Regions from separate parts of the Homo sapiens genome. Here region 1 is linked to region 2. Evidence: read pairs that join two places in POLR2A ChIA-PET (ENCODE). Cell type or tissue: A673. All regions are shown on one strand. Region 1 overlaps BCAR3 (BCAR3 adaptor protein, NSP family member). Region 2 overlaps FNBP1L (formin binding protein 1 like).

Region 1 (4,000 bases), 100 kb after region 2:
AGGCTGAGGCGGGCAGATCATGTGAAGTCAGGAGTTCCAGGCCAACCTGGTGAAACCCTGTCCCTACTAAAAATACAAAAATTAGCTGGGTGTGGTGGTGCCTGCCTATAGTCCCAGCTACTTGAGGCTGAGGCATGAGAATCACTTAAGCCTGGGAGGTGGAGGTTGCAGTGAGCTGAGATTGTGCCACTGCTAGCCTAGGTGGCAGAGTGAGATTCTGTCTCAAAAAAGAAAAAAAAAAGTAGACCCCAAATACTTAGGACACTGTCCCCTAAATGAAGCAGCTTTCACTAAGATTCAATTTACTTTTGAGATTGACTAAAATAGTCTGATTTGCCAAACATGGCATGCAGATCTCTTTACAGAACATTAAGTACACATAAAGTAATTGGAAATTTACCTGTGGCATTTCCAGGGCTTTCATGAGAGCTGAGAAGGAATAGAGGTCCCCCATGGAATCCTTCAGTTCCACCGCCACCTGGATGATCTTACTCAGAGTGGCCGCTCGGTCCTCCAAAGTGCCCGTGCATCCCAGAATGTCCACTGCAATGCCGATGGCCATTGTGTTGTGTCTGAAAGCCAGGAGATCAGCGGTCAGGTTCAGGGCCAATGGGACTAGGAGAAAACTAAACCAAATCAGCCAAGAGCAGGGCTGTTTTTGTGCCATTTGCTCCTTTTGCTCTAAAATGTGCCGGCAGCACAGTTTAGACGGCCAATCTCAACAGAGAGAACGCCCCTTAGCAGGCTGACTGTGGAGGGCCAAAGTAGGCCACAGAGGGTGCACTTTCAGTCAGAAAGCAAGATGTCCCCGGACAGGGCCACATTCAACCCTGGACCTGGGGGCACAAAGAGGGAGCTCCTGGGGCAAAGGTGCTCAGAAGTGCATGTGGCTCCTAGTACCCTGTACCATGAGAGGTCCATGGAGACAGCAGGTCCCCCAAAACGCCTGAGAATCTCTCCTCGGGGAATCCCAGGGCCACCTCCACTGAGCCCCCTGGATTTGGGGATGGAAGGGACAGAAAAATGTGAGGACATGCTTGATCCAAGACAATAACATGGCCATCAGAACAAAGGCAGGAAAGAGGAGGTAAGAATGGTGTTCTCCAGCCCCACTCCAGAGGCCAGGAAATGAATGGGGAGGAGGATAAAGATTGAATAGTTGATGGGCTGGAATGTGCCTGTAAGGCCAGACCCTAATAAAATCGAAATCTCATTTTCCCCAACAAACCTCCCTTTTCTCATCCTAAACTACATGGGTCAACCTCAGAGACCCAAAACAGGAAGCAGGGTGATCTTTTCTCCGCATGACAACAGGATCAATATGAATGGGGTCAGTCTGCGGCAGAAAGCATAGACTGTGACCCCCTTTCCTTCCCACTGTAAATCAGGACCCAGGAGTTAACTGCTTTAGACCAGAATTGCCTCAGTTTCTTCCAGGCTGTGGTACAAGTGCTGGAGGCGAAGCCCCAGTTTATAGCTGTAGTTACTAAAATACAGCATGCATTTGAACTCCAGGGCCACTCTGTCCTGAACGTTCGGAGCTTACGATGTTACTCCACGCTGTGCTCTCTCCGTGCCCAGGTGTGTTGGTCGGTCTCTTGCTCTCCCTGAGCAAAGGGCAGCAGGGATTCATTGAGTGCTTAGCATCACTCATTTCTCTAATGTTTGTTAAATAGGTAATGGGCTCTGCCTCCAAGTGTGTTTGCGTATATATGCATGTATGGGGCTCACTTGCAGTGTAAGCTTGGGCTGGTACCTAACTGCTCCACTCCTCAGGTTCTTCATCTGTAAAATGGGAGCAAGGGTTGTGAGAAGGAGAGACTGTGTATAGGTGTGAAAATAATTAAAGTGAGCCAGGTCTCAGGCCTGTAATCCCAGCACTTTGGGAGGCTGAGGCAGGCACAATGCTTGAGCCCAGGAGTTTGAGACCAGCCTGGGCAACATGGGCTAAACCCCATCTCTACTAAAAATACAAAAATGAGCCAGGCATGGTGGCACATGCCTGTAGTCCCAGCTACTCGAGTGGCTGAGGAATGAGAATCGCTTGAACCCAGGAGGCAGAGGTTGTAGTGAGCAGATTGCGCCACTGCACTCCAGCCTGGGTAACTAGAGAGACTATCTCAAAACAAAAATAATAATAATAATTAAAGTGCCTGGCACTGGCGGGCACCTAATAAATAGCAGTTGTTACTAGAGTTGTCTCTGTACATGTCTCTCCCTGTGTATCTTGGTCCATTTTCCCTCTTTGTCTCCATCTCTTTCCTCTTTTCTCCATTTATCTCCTTCTCCTGATTTGTCTTTCTCAATTAATGAATCCAAACATAGACCTAAAATATATTTTTATTATTATTATTATTATTATTATTTTTTTTTTTTTGAGACAGGGTTTTGCTCTGTTGCCCAGGCTGGAGTGCAGTGGTGTGATCATGGCTCACTGCAGCCTTGACCTCCCTGGCTCAAAGGATCCTCCTGCCTCAGCCTCCCACGTAGCTGGGACCACAGGCATATGCCACCATGCCCAGCTAATTTTCGTGTTTTTTTGTAGAAACAGGGTTTTGCCATGTTGCCCAGCTGGTCTCGAATTCCTGGGCTCAAGTGATCCACCTGCCTTGGCCTCCCAAAGTGCTGGGATTACAGGCATGAGCCACCACGCCCAGCTGTTATCTGATACATTTTTGGAAGAGTTTTCTTATCCATTTGCAAAATGTTAACATTGACAGAACATTTTAGATGTTGCTTTTAACTATAAACTCACTTCCCATGCTGCATTCAATTGATTCTTTATTCAGTGTTTTCTCTCCCTGTGTTTTAATGGCCCTCTAGTGTTGTATAAATGGTTAACTGAATGGTTATATCCATTCACTCAACCAATATTTGCCTGAAACCTCCTGGATACACCGACTATGGGAAAAACAACTCAGGCTGGCAAATCTGCAGCAAAAGCTCCTGTGGTTGGCAAGAGGAGGCACTCAGATGTCACATGAAGGACACTTCCAGAGCAGTATGCCTGGAATGGGTGAGGTGGTAAATTAAAAATAAAGGGTGGTTTTGTATTTGATTCTCAAATGCAAGAAGGTGATATCATGTGACACATCAGGACCTCTATAACCTTGGCCTTTATTTAATAAACACATTGTAATTAATAAAACTACTCCCCAGGCTCTAAAAAGAAGATCCCACAGGTCACAAGAAACAAGCTAAGGAGCAAGACCCCAGCCAAGAGGCAGTCAGGAGAAAAGACAAATGAAGTGGAAAGTCAGAAAACAGCCAAGAGAGAAGCCCCAAACCTGTCACCCTCAGCCTGTCCCAGCACACTGAATGATACTAAGAAAATAGGGCTCAGATTCATGAGGCCTGGAACCTGCGGCCTTTCAGGCTGAAATGTCTCATGGGAGAAATGGCAAAGTGTGGTGGCACAGCTCACCTCTGCTGATAGAACGAAGCTAGTGGAGCCGGGAGGTCAGGCCCCTAGGGCAGGAGGGAAAAAGGGGACACCCGGAGAGAGGCTGGAACCTAGAAAAGTCTCATCAGGAAGAGCAGGGAAATTCAGAAGCGGGACCTAGAATTCCCCAGAGGCTTAAGCAATGGGTATTCCCGAACAAAATCCGCATGGCCCACTTCTTCACCTCCATCCTCCCACATGGCTGCAATTCAGCATTCTGGGTATTTTCTATGGGATGTATCCACGGCTGCGAGGCCAAAACAGCAGCAGCATAGGAGTCATTTTATCTGCTGTACAGCCGAGGAAACTCTAAAGCAGCGACATCCATCCCCCGAGAAGTGGCTTTTTACCGTGAAAACAGCAAATTCTAATTATAAAAAGTCATCCTTCAATCACATCAGTCACATTTCAGGTGCCCGAGAGTGACATGTGGCTGGTGGCTACTGTAATAGCCAGTGCAGAATGCGTCTGTTACCACAGAAAGCTTTCCTGGACAGCACTGTGACCTGGAACTTCATGGAAAGCCATGGGCAGTCAGTAATGGCAACTAGGACATGG
Region 2 (4,000 bases):
GCCAAGGTGGGCAGATGGCTTGAGCCCAGGAGTTCAAGACTAGCCTAGGCAACATTGCAAGACCCTGTTTCCACAAAAAATACAAAAATTAGCTGGGCGTGGTGGTGTGTGCCTGTAGTCCCCGCTACTCGGGAGCCTAAGGTGAGAGGATTGCTTGAGCCGGGGAGGTGGAGCCTGCAGTGAGCTGTGATTGCACCACTGCACTCCAGCCTGGGTGACCAGAGTGAGACCCTGCCTCAAAAAACAAAAGCAAAACCAAAAACCTAATTCTTTTTTATTTATCCTCATTGTTTCTTGCTTGGGTGAAAATGTTGGTTCATTTCTTTGTTCAACTTCTGGCTGGTAGTCGATAAGTTAGTCATTTGTTTTGTGTATTTTATACCTTTTAAACATCAGCAACAACTTTTTATTTCAGTTGGCCTTTGGCTTGGAGAGTCTAATAATAACATTAATTTATGGGGGTGTTGGGTGGGCAGCAGTTTATAGTTTTTTAAGACTTCATTGATTATTGTGATTCTTGCCTGTCTGAGAAATGGTGCTGTTAATTAGCAGTACAGAAATCTGGACAATCATTAGAATCATGTAGAGAATTTAAAGGCAGTAACAACCATACTCCCTAACCCTACTCTAATCTCTTGAATCAGATCTCTGGAATGAGGCCCAGAAATTTGTGTTTTTTGAAAACACTCCAAATGATTCTGACAGTACCAAGGTTTGAGAACCATTGGTTTATGTACTCTAAAATCTTTACTTAAGTCAGGGAATTAGAAATCTCCTTGTTCTTGGACTGAGTCATATTCCCTTTTTACTCCTATTAAATTGATTTCACGAATACTACTACTAATCTAATGATTTTTGAATACTTAAGCAGTGCATTTCACATTTTTGGGTTCAGAGAGATTAAGTATCTTGTCTAAAACTACTTCATAGTAAGTGGCAGAGTGATATAAATTCAGATATTTCTGTATCCAGAGCCCTTATTCTTTACCATGAATATTATACTACCTTTTATTGAATTTTGTTGAGAAGGCAGCCATCAGTGTATGTGCAGAGAGATTATTAAAAAAAAAATCCTCGGCCGGGCGTGGTGGCTTATGCCTGTAATCCCAGAACTTTGGGAGGCTGAGGTGGGTGGATCACGAGGTCAGGAGATTGAGACCATCCTGGCTAACACAGTGAAACCCCGTCTGTACTAAAAATACAAAAAATTAGCCAGGCGTGTTGGCGGGCGCCTGTAGTTCCAGCTACTCGGGAGGCTGAGGCAGGAGAATAGTGTGAACCCGGGAGGCGGAGCTTGCAGTGAGCCGAGATTGCGCCACTGCACTCCAGCCTGGGCGACAGAGCAAGACTCCATCTCAAAAAAAAAAAAAAAAAAAAAAAAAAAAAAAAAAAAATCCTAACAGTTTGTTAGTTTACCATAAAGCTGTTAAGAATATTGCTGATTGCATTATCGTGCTATTCTCTGTGGGACTCATGGAAGAAATTACTCTTTAGCTTTTTTATAGTATAGAAACTGCGTTTTGTATGACTGTTTATGTTTCTCATTTTGCACTTGCTGCTAGAAAACTTAAAGTCAGATTTCTGGTTCACTGTTAGCAAATGTATAGGATTTTTTGTCTGCATTTTGTTTACAAATTTTATTCTTAGTATCATCTTAGATTTGTCTATTTCTTTTTTTCATCTCTTTTATAATTATTGTATCTTGCTCTGTTATCTTTATGTTGCTTTAGATGGAAGTGTAAAGTAATTAACAAGTGATTTTGAACCATTTTATTTTATTCTGGTCAAAAATCTTTCTGAAAGATTTTTGAATTTGGGCAAGAAAGGATCTTATAATTTGGAACATTATCTGTGTGCCAAGCACTTTGCTAGATGTTCTTTTATTTTTTATTTTACTTTCATGCCGGCTCTGCGAGATAAGTAGTGGTATTCCCATTTTACAGAAGGTGAAACTTAAGGTTAACTTTTGTCATGTAAAGCTAAACTCTGATCTAGATTTGTGTGACTCCAAAACTTTTTTTATATGCCTCTAATGGATGTAATTTACCTAGAGATTTATTAATCCTCTAGTGGGGGTCGTTTCCATCTTCAACAAGCATTTATAAAATACTTTATAGAAAGCACTGTGCCTAGTTCTGGGTATACATCCCCAACTGCCTTGTAGAAATTGCTACACTGGATAGGATGTCTTAACTTGAGCTTAACGTGTATTTGAACAGACATTTGTATTAGTCTGTGGTCCTGGTAGGAAACAGTACTCAAAAGGCTTAACTGAGGAGTTTTAAATAAACTTTTTATAAAGGTGTGGGCCTGGTCTGTGGAGCCAGCAGTGGTGGATGGTGCATTACCCTAGAGCTAGTAACAGTTGGGAGCTGCTAGTAGTTAGGCCTTAAGGGCAAGGAGAGGCATTGGTTACTAGCCCCCTAAGCAGTAGCTGTAGGCAGAAAGGGCTGCGTGACGGGATCTATGGCCTTTAGTAGGGGAATATAGGAAATTTACAGCAGAGTGGTGGAGGAATAAAAACTTGGATTTCTAATCCTAGTACTTTGGGAGGCCGAGGCTGGTGGATCACCTGAGGTCAGGAGTTCAAGACCAACCTGGCCAACATCGTGAAACGCCATCTCTACTAAAAATACAAAAATTAGCGGGTGTGGTGGTGCATGCCTGTAATTCTAGCTACTCAGGAGGTGGAGACAGGAGAATTGCTTGAACCGGAAGGCGGAGGTTGCAGTGAGCTGAGATCACGCCACTGCACTCCAGCCTGGGTGACAAAGTGAGACTCCGTCTCAAAAAAAACAAAAACAAAAACTTTGACTTCACTTCCATCCTACTTCAGGATGCCTCCAATCGACTGAACCAAAGGATAAGTTAGAGGGCAAGGGAAACCATTGATAATAGTCTGTTGGGGCCCAGAGAAGTGTTGATGAAAGAAAGAGAGTGATTCTGGAGGAGGAAAGAGAGCACAGACAGGGCCCTTACTCCGAAGATAAGTATTGAGATAAGATAAGCAGGGAAGATAAGTATTGAGCAAATTACTACAAGTGTGATGAGAGCTGTGGAAACTTAGAATAGACGTGCCTAGCCTGAGAAGGCTTCTCTGTGGAATGTTCTTCACACATCCTGGTTCTTTTGAAACAAAACAGGCCCCTTCTACAGAGATTCTGATTTACTAGGTCTGGAGAGTATATATTTTAAAAATCCTACCCAGGTTATTTTGTCAATCATTTCTTAGAGTTAGAGAGAGGCCATAATGCTGGGGCTTAGAGGTTCAGGGAAAGAATGATGTGAGATGAAGCTAGAGAGATGATGGCCAGAGCCTATAAGCCATTCTTGTTTTTTTGTTTTTAAGTTACCTTACTAAATAACTACATCCTAACTTCTTCTGCCTCTTTTCACTGTAGTTCTCATTCTCACACCTAGCTTCTTTTCTTTGATGTCTTGTTATGAACCTCCAATTCCTTAGTAGGAGATATATATATCAAGGAAACTGGAGAAATAAAAGTGATAACAGTAGCACTGTGTCATGATAACTGAATTCTAAAGCTTGTTCATTTCCAGTAGAGAACTAGAGCCAAGGTCATTTTGTATTTTTTTTTTAAGTGAACAGAATCTGAAGTGACTTCTTCTTTTTTGAGTTTTTCTTGATGTCTAGAATGATGATACACATACAACTAAAAAACTATGAGACATGCAAAATATATAGAGCTGCAGTTTGCAATGAAAGAAGTAAAATATACTCCTAACTTTTAGAAACTAAAGATTCAAGCTTTACATATTCTGAAAATATATAATAAAAAATTTTATTATTTAAAATACATTTAGGCCAGGTGCAGTGGCTCATGCCTATAATTTCAGCACTTTGGGAGGCCAAGGTGGGAGGATCACTTGAGGCCAGAAGCAACGTAGAGAGACACCTTCGTCTAAAAAAATACAAAAAAATTAGGCAGGGTGGTGCGTGCCTGTGGTCCCAGCTATTTGGGAGGCTGAGGTGGGAGGATCA

The links. Peaks named below come from ENCODE experiments on the same cell type or tissue, not always from the same donor. Only the 100,000 strongest peaks of a DNase experiment are listed, where the experiment ranks them.
Region 1: POLR2A ChIA-PET joins it to region 2 with 12 read pairs; 3 of 35 experiments call an interaction of 5 or more read pairs at or near these places.

Annotation. Positions count from the first base shown.
Region 1 is chr1:93,571,270-93,575,269 of GRCh38, forward strand. It overlaps BCAR3 (BCAR3 adaptor protein, NSP family member), which reads right to left. Exons shown (of 12, transcript NM_003567.4): 9 at 401-572. Among named protein-coding and RNA genes, the nearest start is that of BCAR3-AS1, 19 kb to the right of the region's middle. RefSeq lists an enhancer at 1,213-2,210. In A673, no CTCF peak of the experiment used is centred here; no DNase peak of the experiment used is centred here.
Region 2 is chr1:93,471,455-93,475,454 of GRCh38, forward strand. The region is part of intron 1 of FNBP1L (formin binding protein 1 like); the gene reads left to right. Among named protein-coding and RNA genes, the nearest start is that of FNBP1L, 25 kb to the left of the region's middle. In A673, no CTCF peak of the experiment used is centred here; no DNase peak of the experiment used is centred here; H3K27ac peaks cover 753 bases.